Linked DNA regions of Homo sapiens: region 1 is linked to region 2. Evidence: chromatin loops called from intact Hi-C (ENCODE). Cell type or tissue: gastrocnemius medialis. All regions are shown on one strand.

What was found. Hi-C counts contacts between places; a loop is a spot of excess contacts. Peaks named below come from ENCODE experiments on the same cell type or tissue, not always from the same donor. Only the 100,000 strongest peaks of a DNase experiment are listed, where the experiment ranks them.
Region 1: it touches region 2 in a loop (4-fold over the local background); 73 of 110 quality-filtered maps call a loop at or near these places.

The regions. Positions count from the first base shown.
Region 1 is chr4:82,199,585-82,204,584 of GRCh38, forward strand. No RefSeq gene overlaps it. Among named protein-coding and RNA genes, the nearest start is that of HNRNPD, 170 kb to the right of the region's middle. In gastrocnemius medialis, a CTCF peak has its summit at 2,651 (motif pointing left); no DNase peak of the experiment used is centred here.
Region 2 is chr4:81,403,965-81,408,964 of GRCh38, forward strand. No RefSeq gene overlaps it. Among named protein-coding and RNA genes, the nearest start is that of RASGEF1B, 65 kb to the right of the region's middle. In gastrocnemius medialis, CTCF peaks have their summits at 2,044 (motif pointing right) and 2,243 (motif pointing right); a DNase peak (open chromatin) is centred at 2,013.

The sequences.
Region 1 (5,000 bases), 800 kb after region 2:
ATGTCAGAAGACTCCATATTGATTAGACATCAGATCTCACCAAATTGGTCTATAGATTTTTCATAATATCAGTCAAAATCCCAGCAGGCTTTATTGTAGAAACTGACAAGCTGATTCTAGAATTTATAAGGAAAAGTAAAAGACCTAAAACACCCAAAACTATTTTGAAAAATAAGAACAAAGTACTCATACTCTCTGATCTTAAGACTTAATATCCAAATGGGGAAAAGTGAACCTTGACCTTTACTTCACTAGTCACAAAAATTAATTTGAAATGGGTTATAAACCTAAACATAAAAACAAAACTATAAAACTTCTAAAAAAAAAAATACATTTATCTGACCAGGACTTGTAGGTACAATACATAAAGAACTCTTATAATTTTATAAAAAGAACACCAATAACACAATTAAAATGGGAAAAATATTTGAACAGAAATTTCACAGAAAGAATACATAGAATGCCAAAAAGCATATGTAAAGATGCTCCCCATCTTTAGTCATAAAGAAAATACAGTTAAAACCACAAAAGATACCACAACATCCCCACTCAAATGGCTAAAAATGTAAAAGACTGAGAATATCAAGTGTTAGCAAGGATATAGAGCAATTAGAACTCTCAGACATTGCTGGTAGAAATGTAAAACAATGCAGCTACTTGGATAAACTATTTGACAGTTTCTTAGAAAGGTCAACATACATTTACCATGTGACTCAGGAATTCCTCTCCCAAGTATCCTTTAAAAGAAAACATATGTACATTCTCACTTATTAAAAAATAGAATGAATAAGACCTACTCTTTGATAGCACAATAGGGTGACTATAGTCAATAATAACGTAATTGCATATTTTAAAATAACTTAAAGAATGTAACTGGGTTGTTTGAAACTCAAAGGAAAAATGCTTGAGGGGATGGATACTCCATTCTCTGTGATATGCTTATTTCACACTGCAGGACTGTATCAAAACATCTCACATACCCCATAAATATATACACCTACTATGTACCCACAAAAATTCCAAAAAATAATTTTTAAAAATTTATGAAAACACTGAAAACAAAACTTATTTTTAAAGTACACATGGGTTTATAGCAGTATTATTAATAATAATAATAACGAAATGCTGAAAACAGCCCAAATTCAGTTACAAAAAAAACAAAAAAACAAAAAAAACAACTACTGTTCCATGCCACAACATAGAGGAATCTCTAAAACATTACACTGAGGGGTGAGCGGCGGCGGGTGGTGGGGGGACCTAACACAAAAGAGTGCCTACTTCATAATCCCATTCATATGAAACTGTAGGAAAGACAAATATGGTCTATAATGATAGAAAGCAGATCAGTGGTTGCCTAGGACTGGGATTGGGAGATGGTGGTTATGGGAAGGAGAACAGGGGGACCATTTGGGTGGACAGAAATGTTTTATATTTTGATTGTGTAAACATTTCTCAAAACTCATAGAATAGAGACAGGCAGAGCCAGATGGCAGAACAGAACCCTCCAGAAATCATTCCCCAACAGAAACACCAAATTGAACAACTATCCATGCAAGAAATCACCTTCATAAGAACCAAAAATCAAGTGAGCAATCACCATGCCTGGTTTTAACACCGTATCAAGGAAAGGGTCATGAATCAAGAAACAGAGACCAAAAAAAAGAGAAAGGGGCACTGAAAACAGTAAGAAAGACAGTCTTGCATGGCCCCTCACCCCAACAGTAGCCTGCAGAGAGAGAATCTCCAAGTACACAGGTACCTGGAGAAGGGAGGGAGCATTTAAACTACCCTTGGCCAGAGGGGAATCCTCTGCCCCAGGGTAGGAACCTGGGTGCCAGCCAGCTCCACCACCAGCTGACTAAAGAGCCCTGGAGTCCTGAATAAATATGAAAGGCAGTCAGGCCACAAGGACTGCAGTCCATGGGCAAGTCTGGTTGCTGCACTGGGCTGGGAGCCAGAGGAATTGGAGTGCACACAATCCATCAAGACAGTTGTGGTGGCCAAGGGAGTGCTTTTGTTGCTCTTCCCCCAACTCCAGGCAGTGCAGCTGGGGGAGAGACTTCTTCCACTTGAGGAGAGGAGAGGGAAGAGTAAAGACGACTTCATCTTGCAACCTGGGAACCAGCTTAGACACAGTTAAAAAAGAAAAAGAAGAAGAAGAAAGAAGAACCACCACCAGCACCAGCACCACCAAGCAGATTTCTGAAATGGCCCAATTCCAGGCCCTAGCTCCTGGACATCATTTCTAGATCCTTCCTGGGCCAGAAGGGAAGCTGCTGCCCAAAGAGAAGGACCCAGTCCTGGAAGGATTCACCACCTGCTAACTAAAGACCCCTGGGGGCTTGAATAAATACCAGTGGTAGCTGGGCAGTAGTTACCATGGGCCTTGAGCAAGACTCAGTACTGGCTTCAGATGTGACCCAGGATAGTCCTGGCTGTACTGGCCTTAGAAGTGTCTGCGTCACCCCTCCCCCAACTCCAGGCAGCCCAGCACAGAGAGAGAGAGAGAGACTCCTGTTTTGAAGAAAGTGAAGAAAAAGAATGAGAAACTGCCTCATAAGGGAATTCTCCCCATCTTACCCAAGCCCACCAAGGCAGTAGAAGTCTACAAGAATAATAGCATTACTGGACATGGGGCGCCCTCTAGTGCAGATATGACTGCAGTGACCAAAGACTTAGATCATAACATTTAATTCCCTTTGAATACCTGGAAAGCCTTCTCACAAAGGATGGGTACAAAAAAGCCCAGACTGAGGGATTAGAATAAATACCTAATTCTTCAATGCCCAAACATGCATGGATGAACATCCGCAAGCATCAACAACAAGCAAGAAAACATGACCTCACCAAATGAACTAAGTCACCACTGACTAATCCCCCAGTGACAGAGATATTTGACTTTACAGAGAGAGAATTCAAAATAGCTGTTTTGAGGAAGTTCAACAAATCTCAAGAAAACACAGAGAAGAATTCAGAGAATCCCATCAGAAAAATTTAACAAGGATATTTAAATAACTTTAAAAAATCAAGCAGAAATTCTGGCTGAAAGCTTCAATTGACAAACTGGAAAATACTTCAGAGTCTCTCAACAGCATAATTGATCAAGCAAAAGAAAGAATTAATGAATTTGAAGACAGGCTATTTGAAAATATACAGTCAGAGGATAAAAAAGATTAAAAAAAGGAATAAAATATGCTTACAAGATTTAGAAAATAGCCACAAAAGGGTAAATCTATGAGTTATTAACCTTAAAGAAGAGGTAGAAAGAGAGATTGGGGTAGAAAGTTTATTGAAAGAAATAATAACATAGAACTTTCCTAATTTAGAGCAACATCAGTATTCAGGTACAAGGTCATAGAACATTAAGCAGATTTAACCCAAATAAAACTACTTCAAAGCATTTAATAAACAAAACTCCCAAAGGTCAAGGATAAAGAAAGAACCTTAAAAACAGCAAAAGAAAAGAAATCAATAACATATAAAGGCGATCCAATACATCTGGCAGCAGACTTCTCAATGGGAATCTTGTAGGCCAGGAAAGAATGGTATGACATATTCAAATTGCTGAAAGAAAAAAGAAAACTTTTATCCTAGAATATTATATCTAGCAAAAATCCTTCAAACATGAAGGAGAAAAAAAAATACTTTCCCAGACAAAAGATGATAGATTTCATTGACACCAGACATGTCCTACAAAAAATGCTAAAGAGTATTCTTCAACCTGAAAAAAAAGGACAATAATGAGCAATAAGAAATCATCTGAAGGTATAAAACTCATGAGTAACAGTAAGTACACAAAAAAAACAGACTACTGTAACATTATAATTGTAGTGTTAAACCACTCATATCTTGAGTAAGACAAACCAATCAAAAATAATAACTATAACAACTTTTTAACAGGTAGATAGTATTGAAAGATAGAAACAGTGAAAAGTTAAAAAGTTTTGGAGGGATGGTGTTAAAGTGCAGAGTTTTTATTTGTTTTCTTTTTGCTTGTTTATTAGTGGAGTGTGGTTTTTTGGGGTTTTTTTTTGTTTGTTTTTTGTTTTGGTCATCAGAGTTAAGTTGTCATCAGTTTAAAATAATGGGTTATAAAATGTTTTTTGCAAGCAAGCCTCATGGTCACCTAAAATCAAAGACCTACAGCAGATAGATTAAAAATAAGAAATTAAAACATACTACCAGAGAAAATCACTTTTACACAAAGGAAGACAGGAAGAAAGGAAGGCCACAGAACAAACAGAAAACAAATAACAATGGCAGTAGTAAGTCCTTAACTATCAATAATGACATTGAACGTAAATGAACTAAACTCTCCAATCAAAAGACATAGAGTGGCTGAATGGATAGAAAAATAAGACCTCAACTATATGTTGTTTACAAGAGACTCACTTCACCTATAAAGACACAGACTGAAAATAAAGGGGTGGAAAAAACATATCCCATGCAAACGGAAACCAAAAAAGAGCAGGAGTAGCGATACTTATATTAGATAGTGTAGATCTTAAGACAAAGAAGGTTATCATATAATGATAGAGGGGTCAATTCAGCAAGAGGATATACCAATTGTAAATATATATGCACCCAACAATGGAGCACCCAGATATATAAAGAAAATATTATTAGTGCTAAAGAGAGAGATAGGCCCCAATACAATAATAGCTGAAGATCTCAACAACCCACTTTCAGTATTGGACAGATCATCCAGACAGAAAATAAACAAAGAAATATCAAACTTAATCTGCACTATAGACTAAATGCACCTAATAGATATATTTACAGAACATTTCATCCAACAGCTACAGAATGCACTTTCTTCTTAGCACATGCATCATTCTCAAGGACGTGCCATATATTAGGCAAAAAAACAAGTCGTTAAAAACTCACAAAAATTGAAATCTTTCACCTGATCTTTGCCTGGTATTTACAAAAAAGAAAAGAAAATTGAAATAAAATGAAGTATATTCTCTGCTCACCATGGAATAAAACTAGAAATCAAT
Region 2 (5,000 bases):
CCAAGGGTGGGCACGCTGTGATATTTGGAATATCATTCAGGGAGAAACCAGGAAACTGAGGCAGTAATGGAGACTAGGTTTCCCTGAGGAGGAGACCACCTCTCCCTGAAGGCCATGCCCTCTATGTACTAACAAAACACTACCATGTAACAGTTGACAAAGCAGGACCACGACATCCACTCGCCTTGCCCAGAGAATGCTTTAACCTTTGTGAAGTAATTTTCTGAGACTTCAGATATCCCACCTAAGCACATTCCTTATCTCACAGAAATTGCTATACTTGATACAGAAATGGCTTTAACATGTAATTGCTTTTTCTTCTGTATTTACCTATAACTCAAGACTAAGGCTTTCTATTTTCTACACGTTCCATATATACATATGAAAAGTCTATGATTGTATAGTTCTTAGATGTTGTCAGTTGAAGAGAAGCAAGGCCAAAAATCACAAGGAGGAAAGATACTGTGAAAATGGAAGTGGGGGTGGATCTAAGGAGATCCCAGGCTGATGGAAGAAGCACTGGCCTCCTCTGCTGGATGTTTGGGAGAGGTGGAGAGGGGACATCTCCCAGAACCTCCAGAGCCCTTCAATACCCGCCAGGGCTGATGTGGGGAAGTGTGTTTCTCCTTAACTACCTAAGGATGAAAGAAGGCAGCACTTGAGACCTGTGGGAAATGAGGGCAATCTTTTGGGAAATTTCAGTCCTGGAGGGATTTCTAGGTTTTCAGTTCAGGGGTTATCATTTTTAGAGGTGTTAACTTTAGAAAATTGAAATCAATGGCCCTGTTTCTTATTCGTTGTCAAAAACTAAAATTTCATGTGAGATATTTTTCCAGTTTGACAATCTATTGCTCCCTTTACCACTGTAAAGAAACAGGAGGAAAAGTAATATGTAAGCAGGGGTTCCATATTCTTCTAAAGTAGATAAGGTTTGGACTGTGTCCCTGGCCTCTTTATGGGAAATCTGTGTTTTGTGGATCTCGCGGCCTCACCTGCATTCAGGATCTGCCTTGTGTGTATGAGGAGCACCAAAGGAAGTGGCGACCTACAAAACGCAGCCTGCAGGGAGGAAGTAGAAGTGGAGGATTTAAACAGGAGCTGAGTTAGACGAATCTTCAATTTGACCAAACTTCTTAATTGGGCTCAAAAAACTAGAAATTGTCAGAGAGAGGGATGAGGAGGATTCAAGGTCTAGAAAAGTATGTTCCTTTACAAAAATAAAAATGTATTTTTGCTGCTCTGCATTTTATGGACTGCCATGACTATGAAACAGCACAAGTCCAGGCACGGTGGGTCACACCTATAATCCTAGCACTTGGGAGGCCAAGGTGGGTGGTTTGTCTGAGCCTAGGAGTTTGAGACCAACCTGGATAACATGGCAAAAACCTGCCTTTACAAAAAATACAAAAAAATTAGCTGTACATGGTGGCATGCACCTGTAGCCCCAGCTGCTCTGGAGGCTGAGGTGGGAGGATCGCTTGTGCCCGGGGCGATTGAGGCTGCAGTGAGCTGAGATCACACCCCTGCACTCCAGCCTGGATGACAGAGTGAGATCCCTTCTTAAAAAAAAAAAAGAAAGAAAAGAGAAAGAGAAAGAAAAAGAAAAAGGAAAAGAAAGAAAGAAGGAAAGAAAGTAAAGAAAAAGAAGAGGAAAAATAGCACAGCAGCCACACACACTTTAGTGTAAAAAAAGAGGCAAATAATAAAGGAAAATAATACTTCTTTTGTTCTATACGTGTTATTATGCCCATTTGCACATTTTCCAGATAAGGAAACTAACAAATTACCCAAAGTCACACAGAAGTGAACAAAGAACAATTGAAAAGTAATGTATGCCATTTGCCTACAAAAAAAGGGAGGACAGAAATATTAAAGATTAATTCTTCTGGCTTGACAATTTTACTCAGGGATAAATTCCTACTTAAAAGAGTACAAGTTTCTCTTCACAAAGTTAATACGTGATTTCTCACTTGCTCTCGGGACTTCTTTTCACATCTCCCACAAGGTGGCAGCATTTCTCCAATGATATAACCATCATCAACTAGGGCTACAGGGATTGCACAATAGAGCCAGGAGTAGAAATCAGGAGAATAATTAATATAGAACTTATAAATACAGAAAAGGTTACAAAATTGTGATAGTACCCTAATTAAATAAAGGCTTTTAAACCCAGTAATTACTTTGAAGGTTAGTATCTTCCAGCCTCCCTGCCGCTTAGAAAAATATTCATATTAAATTCTTTTAGCGCTATCCTTGTTTCCACCACTTGATGGCAATAAAGACCCCTTAAATACTGAATGTTCATTTTTCTTTTTGGAAAGTTGGAAGGTCTGTTTGAAAAATTCAGCAGTCTACTCCTTTATCCATACTTTCCAGTTTCATCCTGTTCAAGATGCTGAGTGTTCTTCTGGAAGTAGAATGCCCCAACCATTCCCTGGGTCGATCGCCTTTGCAGGAATTCACGGAATGATACTTTCTCCTTGATTTTTCTAATAAATTTAGTAATTTTCTACCGCCAATCCCCACCCGTCCACAATAAACTAAAACTTCTCGGATTTTTTTCTTAAAATAGCTCCGAACTACCAACTCATTGCTGTTTGGCCCTATCCCATCCACACAGGTAACTCCTATGACCTGTATCTATAGTCCACCGCAGGTTTTGAGACACTGACACTTTGTAAAATACAGCTCCAGCTGGGCGCGCTGGCTCATGCCTGTAATCCCAGCACTTCAGGAGGCCGAGGCGGGCAGATCACCTAAGGTCAGGAGTTCAAGACCTGACCTACATGGCGAAACCCGGTATCTACTAAAAATACAAAAATTAGCCGGGCATGGTGGTGGACACCTGTAATCCCAACTACCTGAGAGGCTGAGGCAGGAGAATCGCTTGAACCCGGGAGGCAGAGGTTACAGTGAGCTGAGATCACGCCATTTCTCTCCAGCCTGGGCGACAGAGCAAGACTCTGTCTCAAAAATAAATAAATAAATAAATAAATAAATAAATAATAAATAAATAAAATACAACTCCAAACTGATTGTCTCTAGTGGAGCAAGCAGCACCGAAATGATTCCTTGAAGATGAGACTCTGTCCTGGCATTCTGTGTGACACCGGCTTTTAGACTGCAGCTAAGAACCTAGCACAATGCCATCACTCAATATGAGTTTATTGAATAAATGCGTGATTGGGAAATTATTATTTAATCCTTAGTGTCAGTGATGTCGATGGTAAATTTCCTGAGAAAAGGGACACTTTCAGTACCACTGTTTAGAAATGGGCTTACCACTGCCCCATTGATCTCGGAAGATGATGATAGGAGGGGTGAGTCAGTATCACATAGGAGAAAGGGAGAATTTGTAAGTGATGGGGAGTCAATGACACAACTCTTGGTGTGCTTTCAGAGTAGTGGTGATAGACTGCACTGACCCATGCTTACTCTCTAGGCTGGTATGCCTCCTCCAGGATCAACAGTAGCCTTGAATGCCATGTCAAGGCTGCTGTGGATTTTTTTTTCCTTATACATCAAGATGCTATCTATTGCTTTGGCCTTTTTAGCAATAATTTTTTGGCTTTTGTTGGAAAGTAACAATAAAGATGATTCAGGAAGGCCACTCAGGCAATGAAGGAAAGGAAAGGATAGAGGCTGGGGCCCATGAGGTGTGAATGGGGAAAGCTGAAGAGCTGGTTCCTTTGTAGCTCCTTAAGTACTTAAAGTTTACTGAAGAAAGGGATGGAGGATGGATGGATGGATGGATGGATGGATGGATGGATGGATGGATGGATGCGAGTTGTCCTAAGAAATGAAGTAGTCTTCATTAAATCATTTCGATTTCTACTTATTTGGGGGAATTTTCTGTGATGGTAATTCAGGATGCTCTATTTATTTTGTCTACTGTGTTACTGTACAGATTGTATCTTTGTGCCGAGTGAAGCAATTTGACTTCTTGGCATTCACATCATACACGCTTGGTGTTTGTAGACAGTTATCATATCATTAGTCATTGCCTAGTTAATTCTGCTTTCATGTTTCTACATAAATGAATCCCTCCCACTCCCTCAGTAATGTCTGTCCTTACTCTCTGATCTTCTTCCAGTATTTCTATCTCCTTCAGGCCCCTGAGCATCTCACTGACAACCTATTGTTTCAGGTAAAATACCAGAGTTATCCAGAAGAAAAAAAAATGTGCTGTGTGGATTCAGGGAAGAGTTAACACTTTTCGTATAGTTCCAAAGTCAAAATCAGAAACAAAGAAACTTCATAACTGGCTCCCATATTTGTATAAGATGTCCAAACTGTTTTTTTAGTACTTGACTATTTGCTAGTTACACCCATAACAGAAATTTTGAAAGTATGCCTCTACAATATATTATAGTACATTTAATGCCTTTCTCCCCCATAATACTGAACAGGGACCATAACTTTTTGTAAAAGGACTTGCAGAAAGATCCAAGGAGAGGGGAGGAAATGGGATGGCGATCACAGGAAGAGGCCTTAAGCTTGGACAGGAAGAGACTGCCCTCTGAGAGCCCTGGGAAATAGCCACGGTGGGGGCGGACAGAGATAAGGTGGAAAGAAGGGCGGGGAGTAGATGGAGGCAGACGGAAGATGAGTTGATTTACCATTGTTGACATCAATTTTCTTCATGAATAAGGAAGCGAGATTGTTGGCTGAGAGTGAGTAGCAATGAGGTTGGGAAGAGTTGAAGAAAGTGAACGCTGGAACAGCCATGGGCAGAGGGAAGAATTTAGGACCTAACTGAAACTGGAATCCCTCCCTTTGGAGTGGATTTAATCTGAAATTCCAGTGGGTTTTTTTTTCCAGCATGCCAACTATATTATCAATACGTATTCATTTTGTTAAATATTCTCGGTCCTCCTCTCTTCTCCATCCTACTACTCTCTTGCTACAGGTTTCATTTTTTGTTTGCTCCTGATTTATTATTACCTCCAGTCTCACCTTGCCAGTCCTTCTTCCTCTAGCTGCTGGAGTGACAATTTTCA